Regions from separate parts of the Homo sapiens genome. Here region 2 is linked to region 1. A link is a loop called in an ENCODE intact Hi-C map of the cell type or tissue named here. Cell type or tissue: PC-9. All regions are shown on one strand. Each heading gives the region's core, and the rest is flanking DNA. Links, peaks and the distances in the headings are about the cores only. Region 1 has its middle 26 kb from the start of LINC01525. Region 2 overlaps VTCN1 (V-set domain containing T cell activation inhibitor 1).

Region 1 (12,502 bases), core at 2,023-10,022:
GCCCTCAGACATCAGTAGCCCTGGTTCTTGTGCCTTTGAAATTGGACTAGAACTTACACAACTTGCTGCCCTGGTTGTCAGGCTTTCAGGCTTGGACTGGAACTATGTCACTGTCATTGTGCAGCTCCAATTTGCAGGCAGCAGATTGTGGGGCTTAGTTTTATAATTATGTGAGTTAAACCCACATAATAAATCTCTTTCTATATTTGCCTGTATATATCCTATTATTCTATTTCTCTGAAAAGCTGACTAATACAACATGCTCATGTACTCTTACAAAATCTTAGTTTTGGTACTGGAGCGTGGGAGTAGAATATGCCTGAGAAAGTTCATGAAGCTCTTGTCATGGGGCAGAGCTCTGAGAAGTCATTCTCCAGAAAACAAAACCAAAACAGTTTTCAGGTTTGGCTTCACAGCGTCTGTTTATGGTAGCAAAATAAAGAGTAAGCAATATTATAGTAGCAGAAGACCTGTATGATTATCTGTGACTGTCACTGGCTTGTCATATGTCACTTTTCATTATGAAAAATAGGCATGAGAAGGGCAAGGAGAACTTCACTTCTTAAGAGACTTCAGCAAGTGGGTGAGAAAAATGTGCTAGTTTGTGAAGTGTTGAGAGCAGTTTGAAAGAAAAATGCAGTTAAACAAAACAAAACAGTATAACCAAGCTATAATGAAAACTGTGATTACCACTCTGCTGCCCCTTCAAAGAAGGGCTTCTTGTCCCAGCTGCTGGGAGTGCTGTTGGCAGATGACCTTCAGCTGCTTTCACTGCAGGATGCTTGCACATCTAGGGTACCCCCTTTCTTCAGGTGACCCACATCTAGTGACTGATGGGGGGATTAAAGGCCTTGCCAACTTTGGGGAAATATATATATATATATATATACACACACATCGCCCAGGCTGGAGTGCAGTGGAACAATCATGGCTCACTGCAGCCTCAACCTCCCAGGCTCAAGCAATCCTCCCACCTTAGTCTTCTGAGTAGCTGGGACCACAGGTATGTACCACCATGCCCAGCTAATTTCTTTTTTGTTTTTGTTTTTGTAGAGATGGATCTCCCTAATCTGCCTAGGCTGGTCTCAAACTCCTGAGCTCAAGCGACCCTTCTGCCTCAACCTCCAAAAATGTTGGGATTACAGGTGTAAGCCACTGTACCTGGCTGGGAAATATAATTTTTTGAAAACATCTTCTTTCTGCCCAGAAAACCTCTGCATGAAGATAGTGGAGGAAAAAAACAGTTGTGTTATTAAATAAGCATTAAACCAGAATGTGATACACATCACAGGCAATCCACTAAGAGACTGCAGAGACAAAAAGGTATTATACCCCTTTACATAGGAATCTCAGTCTGCTTCCTGCTGCTATAAGAGAATAACACAGTCTGGGTGCAGTGGCTCACGCCTTTAATCCCAGCACTTTGGGAGGCCGAGGCGGGCGGATCACCTGAGGTCAGGAGTTTGAGACCAGCCTGGCCAACATGGCGAAACCCTGTCTCTGCTAAAAAATACAAAAATTAGCTGGGCATGGTGGCAAGCACCTATAATCCCAGCTACTTGGGAGGCTGAGGTGGGAGAATCACTTGAATCTGGAAGGTGGTGGTTGCAGTGAGCTGAGTTCGTGCCACTGCACTCCAGCCTGGGTGACAGAGCGAGACTCCGTCTCAAAAAAAAAAATAAAAAAAACAAAAGAGAATAACACAGACTGGGTAATTCATAAAAAAAAAAAAAATAATAGATGGTTATTTGGCTCATGGTTCTGGAGGCTGGAAAGTCCAAGAGCATGACTGGCATCTGGCAAGGGTTATCCCATGGCTGAAGGCATTATACGGTAAGCAAGCAATGAGGCAGAGAGAAAATGGGGTGATGTGTATTATTTTATCAGGAGCTCAATCCCAAGAAAACTAACCCACTCCTGAGATAATGGCATTAATCCATGCCTGAGGGTACAACCCTCATGACCTAATTACCTCTTAAAGGTCCCACCTCTTAACACTATCACAATGGCAATCAAATTTTAACATGAGTTTTGGAGTGGACTTTCAAACCGTAGTAATAGCCAAGCAGATACGACAATTATGAACCTGTTTTTGAGATAAATAATAACTAGTTCTCAAGTAAGACGACTTGTCACACATCATTTATCCTAACTTTATCATGGTAATTGAGGGACCACCTATGTTGGTTTTATCCAGAGGAGAAACAAGTTTCTTATCTCTTTCCAACAGGACATAGTTTTGCAAGGCACTAAGTACTCACTAAAGTTAGGCTAGTAGGGGAGGAAAAAAAATAATGTTCTCTAAACTGGGACTTCCTATAACAAAAGATAGATTAACAAGAGAAATACAGACAGAAGCTTATTAAAATGTATACCTCACATACACATGGGAGAAAACCCAGAGAAATCAGTAAATCTCTGGAGTATATCTCAAAGAAAGCATTTAAATTTCAGGCTTAGATGCCATCTTTCTCTGGAAGGAAAGATGTGGAGGAGGGCCTGGTTTAGATGAAATGACCTGGGAAAGCATCTTAAACAAAGGTAAGGTTTGTTTTGCAGATTTAAGTAGATACCTTCTCCATTGTTTAAGAGTCTCTAGTGATTTAGTCTTCTTTTCCTGGTGCAAAGATGAAGAGACCCTTGCAAATGGTGATTTCCTTTGCAGATATATGTTTCTCTTATGAACATCCATCTTTTCAGAGCTACTCCTGTGTCTTCAGTTTCTCAAAATAACCAGCTCAAAATAATCAATATGCCAAAGAGGCATATTTTCGGGTGACATATTCTAGTTTCCTACAGTCTTTTTTTGAGTGTTGTGTCCTGAGCCCCATCAGATTCTAACTCTTCCATAGAAGTGGAAGATAGAAAAGCAATTTTTTCCTGATGTTTGCATTTAAAAAGATGGCTTTGAGGTTCTTGAGGAAATATTTCTGAGTTATGAGACTGGCAAGAATCTTACTTAGCTACTATAAAGATTTATATACAGTTGCAAAGGATAGATAAATTCTGAAAATTAAAGGGAAATGGGGAGAACTCTTCCCTTATTTTCAATTACAGGAATTGAAATAAGAATTAAGACTCTTATTTCTGATTTGTATTTGCCCTTGTGCTGTCTTGCTCCAACTCAGGAAACTATGAAAGGCCATTCTATGTTCATGACCCCTGGAGGAGTTTCCAAGGCTGTCATTGAGACTATGTAGCCAGACTTCATTGAGACTGGATCCTAACTGCAATATGAGCAATGCAGACTAGTAGATGTGATCTGCGGGACCAAAATAGATGCCCTTTTATCAACTAAGATGGATCCCAAGGTTAAGAAAACAAAAGTTACCTGTGAGTCAAGGGTCCAGAGCTTGGCTGGCACAGCAACTTCCTAAATTCTGACTACAAGAAAAACCTTGAGCATGTTAAACTCCCTAACAATAGGTGCTATCAGGCAAATTCCTAACTCTGATTTACAACGCAGATCACTACAACTCTGATTGGACAGAGGAAAAGCATTCTTTTCTGATTAGCAACTGCAGACCTCAAGCCAGTTTCAGCTGGCTTACAGAGACTACACACAATCTCTATGTCTTTGTGTCCTATAGTTTACCTTTTGTCGTAAAGGGCCAAACTCTACCGCATTTTAATACTAAAACCCTGCCCCTACATGAACATGAGATGCGTGTTATATATATATGTTTGCCCATTGTGCATGCACTCAACTCCTCTCATAAAGAAGTATGGCTTTCCCCCCAGACCTGCTAAATATGTATGACTATTATGTAATACAGATCCTGTGAGGCATAAAACCCAACCTGCCCTTTCCCTTTTCAAAGAGAGGATACCGTTGGTACACACTGAAGACTGACTCTTCCCGTTTTGCAAACTGATGTTGCCAGTAAACTTGCCTTTCTACTATTTAGCCATCCTTGTGGTCTTTTGAGTGGCATAGGAAATTGTTTATTTCTTTCAACATTCCTTCACCAGAATTTAAGCACATCTTGAGTACAGGTATACCTCACCTTAAGAAAACACTGGTTATGTGAGTTTTATTGAAAGAGTTAAATTGGAGGGAAATTTTAATAATAGTGTGAAAGGAAAATATCTTGGGCCCCTTCAAGCTGGGAACTGCTCAGGGCAAATCTGCCTCCCAGTCTATTCAAAGTCATCCCTCTGCTCACAGAGATAGGTGTATATTCTGATTGCCTCTTTCGGAAAGACTTACCAGAAACTCAAAAGAATGCAACCATCTGTCTCTCACCTACCTGTGATCTGGAAGCCCCCAGTGGGGGGGCCTTGCTTTGAGTTGTCCCTACCTTTCTGGATGGAACGAACGTACTTCTTACATATATTGACTGATACCTCATGTCTCCCTAAAATGTATAAAACCAAGCTGTGCCCCGGTCACCTTGGGCACATATCATCAGGACTTCCTGAGGCTGTGTCCCAGTGCATCCTCAACCTTGGCAAAATAAACTTTCTAAATTAACCGAGATCTGTCTCAGATTTTCTGGTTTCACAATAGTTACCATTGATTTAGCACTATTATGTGCCAAATCCTGCTAAATGCTATATAACTATTAGCTCATTTAATTTTCATAACAATCTTTGCAGAGATCCTGTTATTAGCTTCATTTTATAGCTATGAGAAACTAAGATTAGAAAGGCTAAATAATTTGCCCAAGTTCAAATCTAGGAAGTGGTGGAGTGAGATTTGAAACTCAATTCTGTCTGACACCAAAAACTTGGCTAATTAACAACTAGACAAAATGCCCCTTGCAACTATATTACAGCATGCTTTCCTTGCTGTGAATAATTAGTTCTTTTGTAGCACTGAGAAGAGAATTGTATAATGCCAAAAAAAAGAAAAGAGTGTGTGTGTTATGTAGTATATTTTCTGGGGGAAAAATGGACACTTGTAGCTGCATAAATATTAAACCCTTCCTCTTAGTCTATTTTCTTCAACATCCATGAAAATAACTGGACATAGACTAAAAAGCATTTCTCAATATTCAATACATCAGGAATCTACAAATTATTCAGGACAGTAGGATCTACGGAAAGATATATCTTGAAAATAGGCCTTATCTGTTGCCCAAGAGATACAGGGCCATTGGTAATTTCAATGCCCTCTTTGGTTTATATGGACAGTGTTAAGCAAAATAACTTTTAGTGTATCTTTTTTAAACCTCTTTCAAAGAGAGATACTCTATCAAGGCCGTTTTCAATGTTTCAGTACCTCTTGCCAGAGCCCTGCACATGTTCCTGCATCCTAACATGCTCACTGTGGGTTATGTCCTGAGAAGACCTGCTTGGTTTAGCAGCTGTGGTACCCATGAAAGAAATACATCTCTGATCCTGTGGTAAGTGAAATCAAATTTCCCTGCATTTCCGTAAGACCCCCTATACCAAAACATTGTTGGGGCTCACAAACTGATACCTCAAAATATGCTCATTGACATACTTAACTGAAGAAGCCTCAAGGTCTCTCTGATCTTCCCCATCTGGCCCCCCCAGTCTGTCCCAAAGACAGGATGATGTTGAAGTTCATTTATCTGGCCAGACATGGTCTCTCACGCCTGTAATTCCAGCAGTTTGGGAGGTCGAGGTGGGCGGATCACTTGAGGCCAGGAGCTCAGGACCAGCCTGGCCAACATGGTGAAACCCCATCTCTACTAAAAAGAAAAAAAAAGAAGTTTCTTCATCTGTCTGAGATCCTGAACAGATCCTTTCACAAGATAACATACAAGTTCATCTCTGTTCCTTGAACCGTTCATTCTCTCCAGCAATTCCCATAACAGAATTTCTCTTCTCCATCACCCCATAACCTATTTTGCCAGGATGGTACATAAGTTTCTGAATCCCGTTGGGGTGGGGTAATCACTCTGCAATTCATTCTGTGTGCATGTTAATAAATTTGTATGCCTTTTCTTCAATCAATCTGCCTTTTGTGAGTTGATTTTTCAATGAAATTTTTTTTTTTTTTTTTTTTTGAGGCAGAGTCTCTGTCACCCAGGCTGGAGTGTAGTGGCATAATCTCGGCTCACTGCAACTTCTGCCTCCCGGGTTCAAGAGATTCTCCTGCCTCAGCCTCAAGAGTAGCTGGACTACAGGTGCCTGCCACCATGCCCGGCTAATTTTTGTATTTTTAGAAGAGATAGGGTTTCACTATGTTGGCCAGGCTGGTCTCAAACTCCTCACATGAATATTCACACTGAATATTCATGGTGATCTGCCCTCCTCAGCCTCCTACAGTGCTGGGATTACAGGGGTGAGCCACCGCCCCCGGCCCTCAGTGAAATTTTAGAGTGGGGAGGGGAAGCTTTCCTTAGGCCCCTATAGCACAATGGTCAGTTTAGTATACCTTGTTTTCGATTCCTTTTGTCTTTGCTAAGAATTTAAGTAACACCTGAAGCACCAGTCAGGCAGCATTCCAAAGAAGGTTCAGCCGCATTTAAACCGTCGTGTCCCCCTGTGAGGCACTCCAGGCCAGATCCCAATCTCAGCCACATTCTTCACTTACACTTGACTGGCTGAGAAAGAACAGAACAAAACTGCCTTGGGTCAGAGGCCACTTTTTTATATCAGATGATCTAAACTGTTCCTGGAAGGATGTTTATCTGCTGGAACAAACACCCTGGGGCCTCCTGGCTGAAGCTGGGCTTTCCTCTGTCCATGCATCCTCCAAGGCTATCCAGAGTGCTTTGAGCAGCCCGCCTTGTCCATTCTTTCCATTTGTCTCTGTCTCCCCAGAGAGAAACGCCACAGGGAAGTACATGACAAGCTGCTATGTTACCTTAACATTGAATTCCCAGCAGGGATCACAAAGCCATGGAAGATACTGGTTCAGAAATTAGCTGAGAGGGACAGAGGGCTTTTAGCAGACGAGTGCTGGCTTTGCCTTAGAGAGCTTTCTGGGTGGTGCTCTGACTAAGGGCATTCAGGTCTTTATGATTCAGGGTTATTATAATGGCGGTGCTAACTTTTCTTGCGTACTGATGTAACTGGCAGCACATTAAGTGCTTCACCTATATTACTGCAGTCTTCCCAAGAATGCTATGAGATTGGACCATTAGTGCTAGGAGGTAGAAGGGCTGGGAGGTTCCCTTACCCATGGCCATACCAAGGGTCTGAGCCAGGATTCACACTGGTCTGCCTGGCTTTAGCATTCATCCCTCACTGTTACTATGCTGCAGAGGATGAATTGGCAGCCCATGGGCTGGATTTTGTTTAGCCTGCCAGTGTTTTAAAAGACATTTAAAAATCTGAGCCAATATTTAAAATGCAAGTGATTTCACATATAAACAAACAAAATTCTAACATCTCTTAAAAATAGCTATGACTGGCAACACTGGGTCCTCAATCCCAAAGGCTCCTGGCTATTGGAGGTAAGTATTGGCTTCCCTGCTACATGGGGCATGTGCTCCCAGTTTCCCATAGAACCTAGTATGGCAGGCTGGCTCCATTCATGTACCTGCTCCAGAAGAGCCAGACTTGCATTATAGCCTTCTATAGCATGATTTTTGGGTGCTGTGTGTACCCCTGACCTGGCATAGCCCTAGAAACAGAATTCTGTGCCAATACCATAGCTTGGGTTGGTTAGGAACAGAGAACTCAAGTGTAAGCTGCTGAGGGTTTGTGGCAGGTAATTTATGGTTAATTCCAAAGTCAGTTCATCTCCAAGGGAGAGGGCAGGATAAAGAGGTGGCATGGGAAGTGCTGGAAGTGACCATAGACCTGGGATTGACTCCAGGTTCTGCCACAGGCTGGTTACATGAGCCACATTGAGTCACTTTCTTTCCCTGTACCTATAAGAAGGAGAGATTGGAGTTGATGTTGTCAGGTGGGTGTCAGCTCTGAAATTCTAATATGCCACTGCTTGTTAGTCAAATTTTCACAAGAGAAACTGACTTTGGAGGTGTATCTTCTGGCAGTGGACAATGGGTGCAAACGAATAGGTAATTAGCAAACAACTCCGGCTCAGGTTCAGAGCAGCTGGAAGGTTATGGACCCGGCCCAGTGAAGAGAGGTGTGGCCCAAAGCACTGCAGCCATTTTGAATGCCAGAGCTTTCTGTCACATTAGTTCAGGGGTCAGTTCAGGGCTTGGCTCTTTATTTAGAAACCATAATAGGAACTACTTAAACCATTCTTTTCCAGAGCAAATGCCTCACCCCAAAAAATATCACTGGGAACTATATTAGAGAGAATTGCACAATCTTTCAGTGCATTCAGAGGAACTCACAGGAACTGTATTGTTTTCTACTTTCTTCCTTGCTTTTGAAACACAAACCTTATCACAACAAAGTGAACCTGTTTCTCCAATTAAAGCAGTCATGAAAATAAATAGTTATCCACAAAACTGCACTGTAAGAAATAAAAATAAGTCAGTAGATCAGGCAAAGTGCCAAGAAAACTCCTTCGTAATACATTTTACTTATCTCCTCTTTTGTGCCTCTGCAGGTCTCTTAATTCCCTCTGGCCTGTCACCATCTCTGAGTGTATGTTTCATTGGCTTCTTTGAATAAGCCTTATTGTCTCTTTAGCAAAGGTGGTGTGTGCAACCTTATGTTCTGTTGCTTGTCTGAAAATGAGACCTCAGGCATGACTTCCTGGTATCTCCCAGGAATGAGCAGGTTTTAGGATGTGGACCCAATAGAAACTCTTCTGAGAGCCAGATACCAATTGAGGTTCTTAGAGACCTCTATGAGAAGGCCAACTTGACTGAACTGAGCCTACTGGCTTGACTTTGTAGAAACTTCCTTCTATAGCGGAGGCTAGCTGACTTTCCAGCTTGTTCTGGGGCAGTGCCTCCTAGATCAAGGCTTCTCCAACTTTAATGTTAGAATGTAGATTCTCATTCAGAAAGCCTGGGGCATGGTCCAGGAGAGGGTCTGCATTTCTCCCAGGGCCCCTGGTGATGCTGATGCTCCTAGTCCAAGGACTGCATTTTGAGTTGCAAGGTCCTACACTAGTAATTCTCAAGTGTCTGCTACCAGGACCAACAGCAACAGCATCAACTGGTAACTTGTTAGAAATGGAAATTCTTAGGCTCCACCCCAGATCTCCTGAATCAGAACCCCTGGATGTGATCCAGTAATCTCTATTTTTTTTTTTTTTTTTTGAGACAGACCCTCACTCTTGTCCCCCAGGCTGGAGTGCAGTAGTGTGATCTGGGCTCACTGCAACCTCTGTCTCCCGGGTTCAAGCAATTCTCCTGCCTCAGCCTCCTGAGTAGCTGGGCTTACAGGCACCTGCCACAATGCCTGGCTAATTTTTGTAGTTTTGGTAGAGATGGGGTTTCACCATGTTGGCCAGGCTGGTCTTGAACTCCTGACCTCAAGTGATCTGCCCGCCTTGGCCTCCCAAAGTGCTGGGATTACAGGCGTGAGCCACTGTGCCTGGCTGTAATCCGTGTTTTAACAAACCTTCCAGGTGAGCCTGATACATGTGAGAGTTTGAGAACCACTGTCTGTGTCATTGTTATGGGTTGAATTGTGTCCCTCCTCTAAAGGATATATAGAGAACTCAATATATGAAATCCTAACCTCTAGTACTTATGAATGTAACTTTATTTGGATATAGGGTCTTTGCAGATTTAATCAAATTAAGATGAAATCATTAGGATGTACCTAGCCTAATATGATCAGCGTCCTTTAAGATGATCATGTGACATCACAGAGACACAGAGGGCAAAGATGATCTGATGACAACAGAGGCAGAGGTTTGAAGTGATGCATCTACAAGCTAAGGAATGCCAAAGATGACCAGAAAAAAAAAAAAAGAAGCTAGAAGAGGCAAAAAAAAGAATGTTTTTTTCTCCGTGTTTCCGAGGCAACATGGCCCTGCCAACATCTTAATTTTGAAAGTTTAGCCTCCAGAAGTGTGAGACAATAAGTCGCTGTCATTTTAAACAACATCATTTGTGGTACTTCGTTACAGCAGCCTTAGGAAACTAATACAATCGTGAAAGGCTTTCCCTGCTCAGTGATAGAACAGCAGGTACTTATAGGGCTCAGGTGCGGCTATTGACTGATGGGTAGCAGAAGATAGGGAAAGAAATGGAAGAAGGCAAAATAGAAAGCAAGAAGCAGTGATGATTTTTGTTCTGAGGTATTTGTGGGCTTAATAATTTTTAAAACATTATTTGTAAGTTAATTATCAAACATTTATTGAATGCTTACTACATGCCAAGATCCGTTTTAGATTCTGGGGATATAACAATGATCAAGTCCAGTTTCTTTTCCTCAAGAAACTTGCAGTCAGTACAGGAAAGAGTTGAGTAAACACGCCCTCACTATGCAAGGGCAGATGGCACTCAGAGTACACAGGCTATGGGAGCAGGGAAGCCACACAGAGTTGTATTGGTTGCGCATTGCACCACACATAGTCTTAGATGTAAATGGTCTCCCCTAGGGTTGTGTGGTGCACAAATGCTCTACTGAGCATGACAGCTCCGTTAGGAAGATTCAAGAGGAACATTAAATTCAGTTCTTTTGATTTTTATTTTATTTATTTATTTATTTATTTTTGAGATGGAGTTTCACTCTGTCGCCCAGGCTGGAGTGCAGTGGTGCAATCTCAGCTCACTGCAACCTCCACCTCCAGGTTTCAAGTGATTCTCCTGCCTTAGCCTCCCAAGTAGCTGGGATTACAGGCACCCGCCACCACACCCAGCTAATTTTTGTATTTTTAGTAGAGATGGGGTTTCACCATGTTGGCCAGGATGGTCTTGATCTCTTCACCTTATGATCCGCCCACCTTGGCCTCCCAAAGTGCTGGGAATACAGGCGTGAGCCACTGCACCCGGCCGTCTTTTTATTAATTTATTAAATTTTCAAGGCAGTCCTCTAGGGTCCATTCAATTTATTCTTGAAGGTCAAGAAAAGTTTCCCAAGGGAAATAGTATCTAAACTGAGACCTGAAGGGTAAGTAGAAGTTAATCAGGTAAGGGAAGCTGAGGGGGCTTTGGGTAATTGAAAAGGAAAGTGTTTAGAAAAACAAAACTGCACATACCAGACTGAGAGACAATGGGAGCATCTGTGAGGTGTGTACTCCATCAAGGGCTCTGTAGGCAAAAAGCTAACTACCTGATTTGCTAGTCAGATTCTTTTCAGGGCCTAGAGCCCCTTAAATAAGCTCCATTTTGTAGTAAGACTTTCTTTGGTTGCTCAAATATCTCCGAAGTAATTAAAGCCTGCAGATCTTAGTTGTTAAACTGCCTGATGCAAATTTCTTATAATAGAATAATTTAGGTGTCTAATGGAACAGAATATAATATGAGTAGAAGACATGAGATGTCAATGCTATGTTTAAAATGTGTATGTCTAATTGGCTAAGTAACTGTAACTTTTAACTTTCTATTTTAGCCAGGAGTCTTCCTCTTTTCCTTCCCAATGAGGGTCAGTTGTGGGGAGACCATATTAAAGCTGGCTTGTTTTTTTTGTTTGTTTTTTTGTTTTTTTTGAGACAGAGTCTCGCTCTGTTGCCCAGGCTGGAGTGCAGTGGCGTGATCTCAGCTCACTGCAACCTCCGCCTCCCGGATTCAAGCAATTCTTCTGCCTCAGCCTCCCGAGTAGCTGGGACTACAGGCGTGTGCCACCATGCCCGGCTAATTTTTGTATTTTTAGTAGAGATGGGGTTTCACCATATTGGCCAGGCTGGTCTCGAACTCCTGACCTCGCGATCCGCCTGCCTTGGCCTCCCAAAGTGCTGGGATTACAAGCGTGAGCTATGGCGCCTGGCCAGCTGGCTTATGTTTTTAACGTACTGTACCTTCTCAAAAATCCAAGGCTGTGTAAAGTCCACTCATGTAGAGAGAAGGAACCTGCTCAAGTTTTATTCTTGGAACTAGAAAAATCAGTCTTCCCTTTGGTGTTGAGTGTGAATTTCTGACTGGGAAGTCCAAGCTGAGGGGCAGGTGGAGGCCTGGGGGAGTTGGCCATGGCTTGGAGAAGGCAGCCACAGCTCAGCTGAGGCAGCCATGAGCACAGGGCAAATTGGGCAGACTACTCCTGGCAGCACAAGCTAGAGAGCATGTTGGGTGCGTCTGTTAGCGGTGGAGAATCCATATGGGTCTGCAACAACCTCAGTTCTTGCCTCCTCAGAAGAAAGAATTTGGCCAAGGGGTATAAAGCAGAAAAAAAGTCCTGGCAAGTTTTAGAGCAGGAATGAAAGTTCATTAAAAAGCTTTAGAGCAGGAACGAAAAAAAGTAAAACATACTTGGAAAAGGACCAAGCAGGCAAGTTGAGAGATCAAGTGCACAGTTTGACATTTGACTTGGGGTCTTATATACTGGCATGCTTCTGAGATTGAATCCCTCTTTCCCTGATTGTTCCCTTGGAATGGGCTGTCTGCATGCGCAGTGTGTTTATGGGAGTTGTACGCATGCTCACTTGAGGCATTCCTCCCTTGCGAGCCGAAAGTTTCTAGAAGATCACATACCAGTTAAACTCTGCCATTTTCCTCTTAGTGTGCATGCTTGAGCCCACTTGCTCAACTCCTGAGATCTTATCAGG
Region 2 (12,502 bases), core at 1,553-9,552, 120 kb after region 1:
CCAAGTTGACCAGGGAGCCAACTTCTCGGAAGTCTCCAATACCAGCTTTGAGCTGAACTCTGAGAATGTGACCATGAAGGTTGTGTCTGTGCTCTACAATGTTACGATCAACAACACATACTCCTGTATGATTGAAAATGACATTGCCAAAGCAACAGGGGATATCAAAGTGACAGGTGGGTTCCTGCATGCTTTTGTATGGATTTACTGGGGAAAGAGTAAAATCTAAATTAAAATTTAACTTCATTAATAGATATATACCAAGGCACAAAAATCTCTAGAGTCCTCTTCACTAAGAATTTGATCACTCAATTCCAGTTGAGATTGTATTACATAAGAGAAAGCCCAACACAAAACAATATGTATGGCATATAGGTCAAAGATGGCAATTAGGTTTCATCTTGTATGCTTTCTCATTGACTGGTTGTCTGGAGAACAGTGTTTAGGATTCTGAGGCTCTGTGTAACTCAGTAGGACTACCTTGCTACAGCAGTGAGGAAGTGATAATTACTTGACATCTTTGATATGTTCAGCTGGACTTCAAGCCCTCCAAAACTTAGGCTAGAAACCAAGGTTTGCTTCCACCCTGCCTTTGAGAAGGCTGTGAATCTGAAGACTAAAAGTCTGGAGTCTGACTTAGTTTTATTCATCCCTCATGAGACTGACTCATGATCCCACTAATATTGGCTCAAGATTAATCTGAAACCCCTAGATGGAACTGGTCTCCCAGCACCCTAGCTGAGAGCTGGCTGAGAAGACCCAGCACCCTAGTCTCCCTGCAGTGCTTTAGTGCATACAAAACCTTAGGTTGAGCTAGTATCAAGAAAATGCATAGACTGAATTCTGACTTTTAAGACCATCCTTCCTGGGGCGAAATTGGATTCAAACTGTAGTGAAAGGAGTACGTCAGGAGGCTGCCATTTAAATCAAGCCTAGCACTGGGCACAAAATACCTTACACATTATAAGTACCCTATAAATGTTTGCCGAATCTAACTGAATAAATCATATTCTTATGATTTTTTAATTTGAAATTATACATATGAACCCAAAATTATCTACAACTCAGATATATCAATTTAAAAAATAAATTACACTCACACACACAAAAGTAACCTATGGAATGGGAGAAAATATTTGTAAATCATTTTAAGGGGTTTCAATCCAGAATATATTAAGAACTCCTACAACTCAACAACAACAAAAATCAAATAACCTCATTTTAAAATGGGCAAAGTACTTGAAGAGACATTCAACCCAAGATGATATAAAAATAGCTAAAAAGCAAATGAAAAGATGCTCAACATCACTAATCATTGGAGAAATGCAAGTCAAAACCACAATGAGATATCACCTAATGCCCATTAGGGTGGCTACTCTAAAAACAAAATAAGGCAAAAACAGAAAATAACATGTTGGTGAGGATGCGGAAAAATTGGAACCCTCATGCACTGTTGGTGGGACTGTAAAATGGTGCAACTTCTATAGAAAATAGTATAAAGTGTCATCAAAACAATTAAAAAAAAGAACTACTGAGATATGGAGCCAGCCGGACTTCGTGGGTCGAGTGGGGACTTGGAGAACTTTTCTGTCTAGCTAGAGGATTGCAAATGCACCAATCAGCACTCTGTCTAGCTAAAGGATTGTAAATGCACCAATCAGCACTCTGTAAAAATGAACCAATCAGCACTCTGTAAAATGGACCAATCAGCGCTCTGTAAAATGGACCAATAGGCAGGAAGTGGGCGGGGCCAAATAAGGGAATAAAAGCTGGCCACTGGAGCCAGCAGCAGCAACCCGGTAGGGCTGCTGTCTGTGATGTGCAGGGTTTGGTGTTTTGCTGTTCACAATAAATCTTGCTGCTGCTCACTCTTTGGGTCCACACTAGCTTTAAGAGCTGTGACTCTCACTGCGAAGGTCTGCAGCTTCATTCCTGAAGTCAGTGAGACCACAAACCCACTGGGAGGAACAAACAACTCCAGATGCACCATATCTGAACATCTGAAGGAACAAACTCCGGACACACCATCTTTAAGAATTGTAACACTCTCCAAAAAAAAAAAAAAAGAACTGTAACACTCAGGTTGGGCATGGTGGCTCACACTTACACTATCATATGATCTAACAGTCCTGCTTCTGGGTATGCCTTCAAAAGAATTCAGAGTCTGAATGAGATATTTGAACACCCATGGTCACAGTAGCACTATTCACCAAAGTCAAGAGATAGAATCAACCCAAAATGTCCATTAGTAGATGAGTAGATAAACAAAATATGGTATACACATACAATAGAATACCATTCAGGCTCAAAAAGGAAGGAAATCCTATCATATGCTATGACATGAATGAACTTTCAGGACATTATCTATGTGAAATAAGCCAGTCACAAAAAGACAAATACTATATGATTTAAACAAAGCATCTAAAGCAGTCAAATGCACAGAAACAGAAAGTAGAATGGTGGTTAGCAGAGGGCAGGGTGGAAGAGTTGAAGGAGAAAGGTTTTTGTTTAATGAGTATAGAGTTTCAGATTTGCAAAATGAAAAAGTTCTAATGATTTGTTTTATAACAACGTGGATATACTTAACACTACTGAACTGTACACTTAAAAATGCTTAAGATGGTAAATTTTGTTGTTTTTACTGCAATTTTTAAAAAGTATCTAACTAAAAAATTACATATGAGAGCGAGAGCTCTTGCACCATCTTGAGGAACAAATTGGCAACTATCCTGGTTAGGATTATTAGTTGCCTGTAACAGAAAACCAATATAAATAAATCTAGTCTGAAAGGGAAGTGTAGGAAGTGTACTAGAATGTTGTGGAACCAAAGACAGGAAGTTCAGTTGACTTCAGGATCAACTGGAACCAGGAACTTAAATCCCATTGAGATTCTTTTTCTCTCATTTCTACTTAATTCTCTCTTTACTCTCTTGTTTTAGTCCATATGGCAAGACGTGATTGCCAAGCATTCCTATATTTAAAAATCTCTTACTCAAGAGAGTGGTGAGACTGAACCTCAATTCATCAGTCTCATTCTACATTCCCAAGAAGGACTTTGACTCCACTTGGGTCAGCTGCCCATACCTAGGCCAATGAGGCAGTATCTGATGAAAGGCCTTCCCAGAAGAGAAGGAGGGACTGAAGTATTGGTCATTTAAAACAATGGGTGCTGACAACAGTATCTCAGTCCAGTTCCCAGTAAAAAGCTCCAAGCTGTGTAAATAATGTCTTCTAGTAGCAAGGGCCACAACTGAACAAGACATAGACATTGAGCACACCTTTTATTCAATTAACAGATCTGTCTTCTTTACATGTTTGTTGGATACATCAAAACAAGTGTTCGAAGTGTCAGGCTAGGATGAAATACAACTTTTGGTAGCTCAAAATTAAGAAAATAGCAGAATTTCTTATTGTTGTAGACAAAGTAGGTGCTCCATGCATGTTTTTAAACAAGTAGGGCCATGGGATTTACATATTGTGTTCTCTGCCTATACTGCTAATTTAGGTCATTCATTTAACAAATATCTATTGTGTGCCAAGTATGTTCAGAGTACTTTTTTAAGCCCCCTGAGATACTGAAATGAATAGCATAAGTATCAAAAGAGAAGTTAATCACAGTGTAGATTTAGTACCTATGGGAAAGAGTTGTTAATTATGACTGAAGTGGATCCATAGATAAGGCAGAGTTCCGGCTGGGTTTTGAAGAAGAAAAAAAATGGTTTGGATAAAATGGGAAGACCTGAAGTCAGGAGCTTACAGTAATGGTCTGGGGGAGAAATTATGAGAGTATTAACTGGAGCAGGGGCAATGGGAAAGAAAAGGGGGAAGAATCAAAAGTTGCATAAACAAAATAATGTACAGTCCTTGGTGATGCAAATGTGAAAGTCAAGAGAAATCACAAGTCAAAGTGGGTTTGATATTTCTACCCAGGATACTTAGGAGGTTGGTGATGCTACCAGAAAAAAAAAAAAAACCCACCCCAAAACATAGGAGCAATATGTGTGGGGAGTAGATAAGGGTTTTAGAGATGTCGAGTTTGAAATGCCCATAGTGTACCCAGGTAGAGATGCCCAGTGCTTAGCACAATAGCCAGCATGTGATAGGTTTTGGGGAGAACACTACACCCTTACTCCATATATTTCCTTTTATGAGAAGGGATCCCCACCAGTGTCATCTTTTTAGCCTCTCTCTTCCTCCCTCTTTCACTCTTCCTGAGAGAACAAGGAATTAATTTATCTGATTGATGAGTATATTAGGAGCAGCTGGACATAAGTAGCTCAGCTCCTCCTTTTTCTTTTTGTTTTTGCTAACTCTCAGGAAGCCCGTGTACATTCTGCTGTGCTCCTGCAGGCCGTCAGTTGTTCAGGGGTAGAATCTGCTCCTGCAGGAGACTTGCACCAGTCTGGTTCTGTCTGACAGTGGGGAGTCTCGGCTGTAGCCCACTTGCCTAACTACAAAGCCTCATTCTCTATTAACATATTTTCAGCACTAAAGGTGATATTTTGATCTTCCAGTTGCCTTATTTTTTTGTCCTTCTCTTTAATTGGTTCAGAGCTAAGCTGGGGAAGAGGCTGTTATTTATTGGACTTCTTTGAACCCCAATAGTAGGTACTCAGAAATATTTACTGAATAATTATGTTTTTAAATGACATATCTAGCAGCAACTGGAAATCTAGATGTGGAACTCAAGACAGAGTTCAAACTAAGGAGGTAGACTTGGAAATGACTAGCATGAAAGTGATATTTATTAGGCTTGAGTGATGTTGGCTTTATTGTCGTTTTTACAGCCAGTACTTATGGAGTGCTTATTATAGGCCAGACACTGTTCTAAGTGCTTTGCATGCACTAACTCATTAATCCTCATAAGAACCCTATGAAGTAGGTTATTAGTATTCTAGCCCTATTTATAGATGAAGAAACTGGAGCACATACATTGAGTAACTTGCCTAAAGTCACACAGCTGGTAAGTGACAGAGCTGAAATGAAATAAAAGAGATAGGATTGTCTAGGGAGGAAATTGAGCAAAAGAAGTATGATTTCATTTCTTTACATCTACCATTCTCTGCTTCAGAATGAGAATAATACTTCCTAGACACTTTATAGTGGTATGATGAAAGCTAATGTAATGACGTGGATCCTGTAAAGATCACTGCCTGGAGGGAAAATGCGTCTCAAGCCAAGAACTGGCCATGGCTGTTTGTTTAGCCTATTCTTTATTTGGTAACCCATAACAATCTCTTATTGGTATAGTTTTTCATTCGGCTGAGTGTTCACTGGAGTGGACCACAGAATGGAATTTTCTTTGAAGAAAGAGAAAGCTCTACTTTTAAGCCAGTTACGGAGAGGTGGGCAAAGGGGTAAAAAATTGCCTGAATTAGGAACAACTTGTTCTGTTTTTCAGGTACTTTTCTTTGCTAACCAGTCATGTGAAGAAGACATCCAGCTTCTCCTGTATGACCCTAAACTTTTTCTCTCACTTCACAGAATCGGAGATCAAAAGGCGGAGTCACCTACAGCTGCTAAACTCAAAGGCTTCTCTGTGTGTCTCTTCTTTCTTTGCCATCAGCTGGGCACTTCTGCCTCTCAGCCCTTACCTGATGCTAAAATAATGTGCCTCGGCCACAAAAAAGCATGCAAAGTCATTGTTACAACAGGTGAGATTAATCACAAATAGTGTGGGATATTGGTTCTGTGGGTGCTTGTGCTCCTAATGAGAGTCGGATAGCCTTCAGCATCAGCCACAGAAAGAAACATTTAATGACACCAGGGCTGTGACATTATTTCCACTAGTACTGGGAAAGGTAATCATTTGTTAGGTCAGCAAACAGCATAGACTTCATTGACAGACCCATAGGAAAAATAACATACAATTCAAGTATTTATGTAAATTCAAATACCTTTTAAGTTACTCAGTCATCAATGAAGGCAAAATAACTTATTGAAGAGAAAGAGATATTTAGCCCTGAGTAATTACCCTGGATTCCACTGTTATTTATAAAGCATATCATCATTCACATAAAACCCCTCCCTGCCCTTCCAGCCGGCCCCTGTGGACAGTTGGCAGATGACTCACCAACTAGCCCTCCTGCTGAGATTTCCTTCTCACTTCAGTCCTCTGGCTCCAATTATTGTTAGGATATTTCCTTTTGAATATTCTTCTGCATATGAAATGTGTATAAAGCTGAGATCATGAAGTTCCAGTCGATACTCCCATATTACTCAGTGGCATCCCCACCAAGCCTCCAGGGTTACAGCCTCAGAGCTATTTTTGTCTCCCCTCTGTCCCGCATGTCAATTTCTTATCAACCCCTACCTATCACATTTTCCCCTGTGTTGCCTCTCAGATTGACCCTAATCCAGCCTTCATCATCTCACACCCCGACTGGTTTTGAAACACTGTACCTGCTCCTTCCTTTCCCTGTTTTAGCTGATAGGAAACACGGTGCCAGAATCGAAGTATTCTGAAACACGATTTCATCATAGCCTTCCTTTGCTCCAGAGCCTAAAGTGACTCTCTGGGCATAACTATATCGAAGTCAAAGTCACAGAAGCATACCTACCCACCATTACTACCTACCACTACTGCTGCCTACCACTACCTGCTAACTACCATTACTTTCTGGTCTTGCTCCCTCCCTCACTGTCTTTTCCTGGAAATCTTCTCTACTCTGTGGCAATTTATACCCACTACTTCCTTTATCCATTTTAGGAAAATGCTTCCTAGCTTATATCCCACCTCCCCAAGAGTCTTTGTATTTTATATCCTCTTGGCATGCATGTATGATTTATGTCTTACACTCTCCAGGGTACATGTATTCCTTGCCTACATTGCTAAGTCCTCAGAGGCAGGTAAAGATCTGTTGATCTGCTTCTTTTCATTCTTTCTCTTGTTCTCCAAGATTTCACTATAGTGCAGTGAACAAAGGAGATTCTTTGTAAGGAAACCCGCCAGTTTTCATCATTTCCAATCCTCCACAGTTGTCAGCAGAGATTTCCCTAAGGAAACTGTCCCTTGGGAATCTCACTAGTAGAGTGAAAAGCACTTTTTTCTTTCCTTGATTCCCCACAACACTGCAAATGAGTGTTTAATAACCTGCAACTAAATAATATGTCCTATATAACATAGCTGACTCATCTTTACCTTGTATTCCCTTAGAGTAATAATTTACAGCTTTAAAAAAATATCCACGACATACATCTAATGGATAATGTTCACATGCAGCACACGTAGGCTTATATACAATTACCCAGTTAGCTGCAGTCCACCTCTTTCTCCCTGGCACCATAGAGGAATAACCATAAATCAAGTAGATTTTTTAAAGTAAATGAGTAAGGCTGGGCATGGTGGCTCACACCTGTAACCCCAGCACTTTGAGAGGCCAAGATGGGAGGACTGCTTGAGCCCAGGAGTTTAAAACCAACCTGGGCAATATGGTGAGACCCCCATCTCTACAAAAAAATTTAAAAATTAGCCAGGTGTGGAGGTCCACCTGTGGTCCCAGCTACTCAGGAGGCTGAGGTGGAAGGATTGCATGAGCCCAGGAGGTTTAGGCTGCAGTGAGCCAATGTTTGCACCACTGCACTCCAGCCTGGGCAACAGAGTGAGACCCTGTCTCAAAAAAATAATGATAAAAGTAAATGAATAGAACATTATTTGAGACACACATTATAATGGGTAATGGCATTTTAGGCCACACACACTCCCTGGTTAGGAATTGAGGCAGAAACCACCTTTCCACCTCTATTCAGGAGCCTGCCCAGACTCCTCTCAGTTCTCATTTACTATAAGGACCCATCTCTTCTCTTCCTTGAGACTGCCACTGGGATGATACCCCGTTAAGGAGAGATTCAAGCCATCTCTTTTTCCCCAGCAACCCATGGGACCATGTGGCCTCAATAGAACAACATCAAAATACTGAAAAATAAGCCCCTTTCTAAACAAGAGATACACCACGCAGTGGCAGGGAAGCTCTCAGTTCTCAATAATTGTTTTGTGAATGGCTATAATGGTATCTTATTGCTGTTATTTCCACAATCCCAGGGATCTACAGAACTATTTCACCACCAGATATGACCTAGTTTTATATTTCTGGGAGGAAATGAATTCATATCTAGAAGTCTGGAGTGAGCAAACAAGAGCAAGAAACAAAAAGAAGCCAAAAGCAGAAGGCTCCAATATGAACAAGATAAATCTATCTTCAAAGACATATTAGAAGTTGGGAAAATAATTCATGTGAACTAGACAAGTGTGTTAAGAGTGATAAGTAAAATGCACGTGGAGACAAGTGCATCCCCAGATCTCAGGGACCTCCCCCTGCCTGTCACCTGGGGAGTGAGAGGACAGGATAGTGCATGTTCTTTGTCTCTGAATTTTTAGTTATATGTGCTGTAATGTTGCTCTGAGGAAGCCCCTGGAAAGTCTATCCCAACATATCCACATCTTATATTCCACAAATTAAGCTGTAGTATGTACCCTAAGACGCTGCTAATTGACTGCCACTTCGCAACTCAGGGGCGGCTGCATTTTAGTAATGGGTCAAATGATTCACTTTTTATGATGCTTCCAAAGGTGCCTTGGCTTCTCTTCCCAACTGACAAATGCCAAAGTTGAGAAAAATGATCATAATTTTAGCATAAACAGAGCAGTCGGCGACACCGATTTTATAAATAAACTGAGCACCTTCTTTTTAAACAAACAAATGCGGGTTTATTTCTCAGATGATGTTCATCCGTGAATGGTCCAGGGAAGGACCTTTCACCTTGTCTATATGGCATTATGTCATCACAAGCTCTGAGGCTTCTCCTTTCCATCCTGCGTGGACAGCTAAGACCTCAGTTTTCAATAGCATCTAGAGCAGTGGGACTCAGCTGGGGTGATTTCGCCCCCCATCTCCGGGGGAATGTCTGAAGACAATTTTGGTTACCTCAATGAGGGAGTGGAGGAGGATACAGTGCTACTACCAACTAGTGGATAGAGGCCAGGGATGCTGCTCAACCTCCTACCATGTACAGGACGTCTCCCCATTACAACTACCCAATCCGAAGTGTCAACTGTGTCAGGGCTAAGAAACCCTGGTTTTGAGTAGAAAAGGGCCTGGAAAGAGGGGAGCCAACAAATCTGTCTGCTTCCTCACATTAGTCATTGGCAAATAAGCATTCTGTCTCTTTGGCTGCTGCCTCAGCACAGAGAGCCAGAACTCTATCGGGCACCAGGATAACATCTCTCAGTGAACAGAGTTGACAAGGCCTATGGGAAATGCCTGATGGGATTATCTTCAGCTTGTTGAGCTTCTAAGTTTCTTTCCCTTCATTCTACCCTGCAAGCCAAGTTCTGTAAGAGAAATGCCTGAGTTCTAGCTCAGGTTTTCTTACTCTGAATTTAGATCTCCAGACCCTGCCTGGCCACAATTCAAATTAAGGCAACAAACATATACCTTCCATGAAGCACACACAGACTTTTGAAAGCAAGGACAATGACTGCTTGAATTGAGGCCTTGAGGAATGAAGCTTTGAAGGAAAAGAATACTTTGTTTCCAGCCCCCTTCCCACACTCTTCATGTGTTAACCACTGCCTTCCTGGACCTTGGAGCCACGGTGACTGTATTACATGTTGTTATAGAAAACTGATTTTAGAGTTCTGATCGTTCAAGAGAATGATTAAATATACATTTCCTACACCATTGTCTGCCTGGTTTGTCAAAAAAAGTGAGTGAAGGGAAGATGGACTAAAAAGCCATAGAGCAGGTTCTAAAGATTAGTACCTAACACTTAACAGGCCTTCAATAAATGTTTGTTGAGTGAATGGGTAAATGAATGGGAGGAAAGATAAGACTGTGAGTATGGGCTGAGTGGCTGGGTCTAGTTTCTTAGTGAAATTCCACTGGGCTTATACCAGCTTGGCACATTTCCATCTTGGGAGATACCAGTAGCAATGGGCTTCAGGCAGATACATGTAGGAGAGTACATACAGGTGGACAAACTAATTGCTATATTGTCAAGAAATCTGACTTTCACTACTGAGAAATTATTAAATTCTCAAACATTAGAGCTGTAAAAAACTCAAAGTCATCTTTTCTAGTCCTTTAATTTTTCAGATAAAGACCCAGAGACTCAGGGTAAAAGAAATGTAACTGGCTATGCTCAGATTTTATAACATTATAAAAGCCACACTGGTAATTGATAGAGAGATGTAATCTACAGAAAATTTAATTGCCAAATGGAAAATTCCCAGAGGATTTTTAGACCAACTTTGCCCTGTTGCATTCCCAGTTTGGTCCCAATATAGGCCTTCTGCAAGAAGAGATCAATGCCGAACCGAACTGTGAAAGCATGAACAATCCCGGCCCAGATTAATTATTTGGCTTTGTCCGTGAGCACACAGTAGGTACATTAGACAACAGATGTGTCATATCACCCCGACTGCAAGGACCAGATTTTGAGGTACACCATAGACATCTGGGGATGTTCAAACCGATGTGCCAAAGGAGAAAACATTTCAGAAGTGTCGACACATTTGAGGGAACAGACAAGTCAAACTTCAAGGTGAAGTATGGGCTGTCAGCTATCTCCAGGTTGTAAATACACAATGACCTCAATCTGTGCATTGTTAACTGGGGGAGAGAAGTGTGCAGGGGTTATTATTACATAATAAGGATTCTGCCCTGTGGCGTATGTCATGTGCTTTGGTTCTGTTGATGAAACTTGTAATTCCCAGTCTGCTTCCAGCTGGTGAAGTCTCCACACATCCATCAGGCTGCTCTAATTCCCACTATATTACTATGTGTTTGAACTGTTTGCTCCTTCGAACCTTGGCTTATTTCATCTTTCATGGAATCATTCCCAGGAGTTTCAATATGGGAGTCATCAATGAAAATAAACAGAGTCACAGAAACAGATGCCTTGTCCATGAGCACACAGTAGATACCTTAGATAACAGATGTTATCACATCAGCCCAACTGCAAGGACCAGATTATGAGGTACACCACAGACATCTGGGGATGCTCAAACCTAAGTGCCAAAAGCTAAAACATTCCAGAAGTATGGATACATTTGCTGTCTCCCATCTTTCTTTAAATTTTGCCCATAATCAAGGTCCCTCCAAAATTCTTCTTTCCTCATGAAGCTATCTATCACTTCATGGTCCAACGCACCGTTATGTTACTCTTTTCTTTAGTCTACACATGCATTTTTTTCATTGCTGTGCACTTGGACTCACTTGAAGATGATAACAAAATAAGGATGGGACCCAGGCAGCCCTTGGAAGTTTGCTCTGTGAAAGAGGATCAAGTAGATATTCCCTGGCAGGCTTGTTTACTGATGGTGTCTGCTGGGCCAATGCAATTAATTTGCAGCCTGGAAACAGCAGGTCTGTAGTTCTCACTCCAGGAGCCCCTGTCTACTGGAAGATTGGCTCCCTTGATGATGGCATTGCCTTGACTCTTCTCAAAGTCATAACTTTGACCTTCAGCTTTATCTTATCTCATCAATTCAAATTGCCTGGCCTAAGAAGTATTCTTAGTAGTTTCAATTGAAAGATCTCTTACCCCAAACTCTAAAAGTTACTTTAAATAAGAACTTTATGGACACTTTGGTCTTATATCCTTTCCTTAGAACAAACCAAAAGCTATGTTCAGTTCATCTAGCCTATGAGCTGCTCATGGTAGACTGGAACCACTTCCTTTCTCTCTAGTTTTCTAATTTGCAGTTTCCAAACTTTATTTGTAACCATTCGTGTATCATTATAGGGAGAACTATTTAGGTTTTGACAGATTAAATCTGAGAATCTTATAGTATTTAATATGACTTTGAAGAGATGGATCAGGTAGCCATGTATAACTCAAGTGGTGAGTCCAGGTCTTATACCTCAGGTAGGTAAGACTGGATGAGAGACAGGGTGATAGCATAAAGATGGCAGTTTCTAGTGAGAGGCAGCAGGTACTCCCGAAACAGCCAAGTCTCAGCCTGCTAAATGAGGCTGTATGAGAAAAATGATAATTGTCTTCAATTCCTCTCACCTTCCCTTTTATCTGTTTTTCCTTATGGTTCAATCAACCCTCCTCTAGGTCTTGTGTACTCTCCATCTCTCTACTATTACTTCCATCAAAACTCCCGCCAGCACTGCCCCCAACAAAAATGCTCCCTGGCATTCAGCGATACATGAGAAGGTAGTTTATCAACTATAATTTGCATTAGCTTAATGCACTGCCCTCCCATATAAGCAAAGCCTTACTTTATTGAAATAAACCTACTAAGAGTGAAGAATAAGGTATCACAAAAATATCAAACTCATGAGAGATACTTGGGGTATCATACTGTAGACTGACAATTCTCAGTCTGGAGGCTCAGGGGTGCTTTATAGCAATACAGATATTAACGCCTCCATGCCCCATTGCTGAGTTAAGAATCACTGGGAGGCCAGGTGTGGTGGCTTATGCCTGTAATCCCAGTGCTTTGGGATGCCAAGCCAGGAGGATCACTTGAGGCCAGGAGTTCAAGACCAGA

Evidence for each region. Peaks named below come from ENCODE experiments on the same cell type or tissue, not always from the same donor. Only the 100,000 strongest peaks of a DNase experiment are listed, where the experiment ranks them.
Region 2: a loop joins it to region 1, with 10 times the contacts of the local background. A loop is called at or near these places in 3 of 110 quality-filtered maps.

Annotation. Positions count from the first base shown.
Region 1 is chr1:117,263,114-117,275,615 of GRCh38, reverse strand. No RefSeq gene overlaps it. Among named protein-coding and RNA genes, the nearest start is that of LINC01525, 26 kb to the left of the region's middle. RefSeq lists an enhancer at 6,195-6,713 and a silencer at 6,675-6,969. In PC-9, for the core only: no CTCF peak of the experiment used is centred there; DNase peaks (open chromatin) are centred at 3,465, 3,835, 6,465 and 8,165; H3K4me3 peaks cover 1,336 bases; H3K27ac peaks cover 3,602 bases.
Region 2 is chr1:117,140,765-117,153,266 of GRCh38, reverse strand. It overlaps VTCN1 (V-set domain containing T cell activation inhibitor 1), which reads left to right. Exons shown (of 6, transcript NM_024626.4): 4 at 1-176; 5 at 5,485-5,654; 6 at 8,042-9,680. The coding sequence ends at 5,609. LOC124904387 (a long non-coding RNA gene) reads right to left here. Exons shown (of 2, transcript XR_007066500.1): 2 at 10,066-12,502. Among named protein-coding and RNA genes, the nearest start is that of TRIM45, 25 kb to the right of the region's middle. RefSeq lists an enhancer at 5,625-6,824. In PC-9, for the core only: no CTCF peak of the experiment used is centred there; DNase peaks (open chromatin) are centred at 5,146 and 6,026; H3K4me3 peaks cover 1,505 bases; H3K27ac peaks cover 3,513 bases.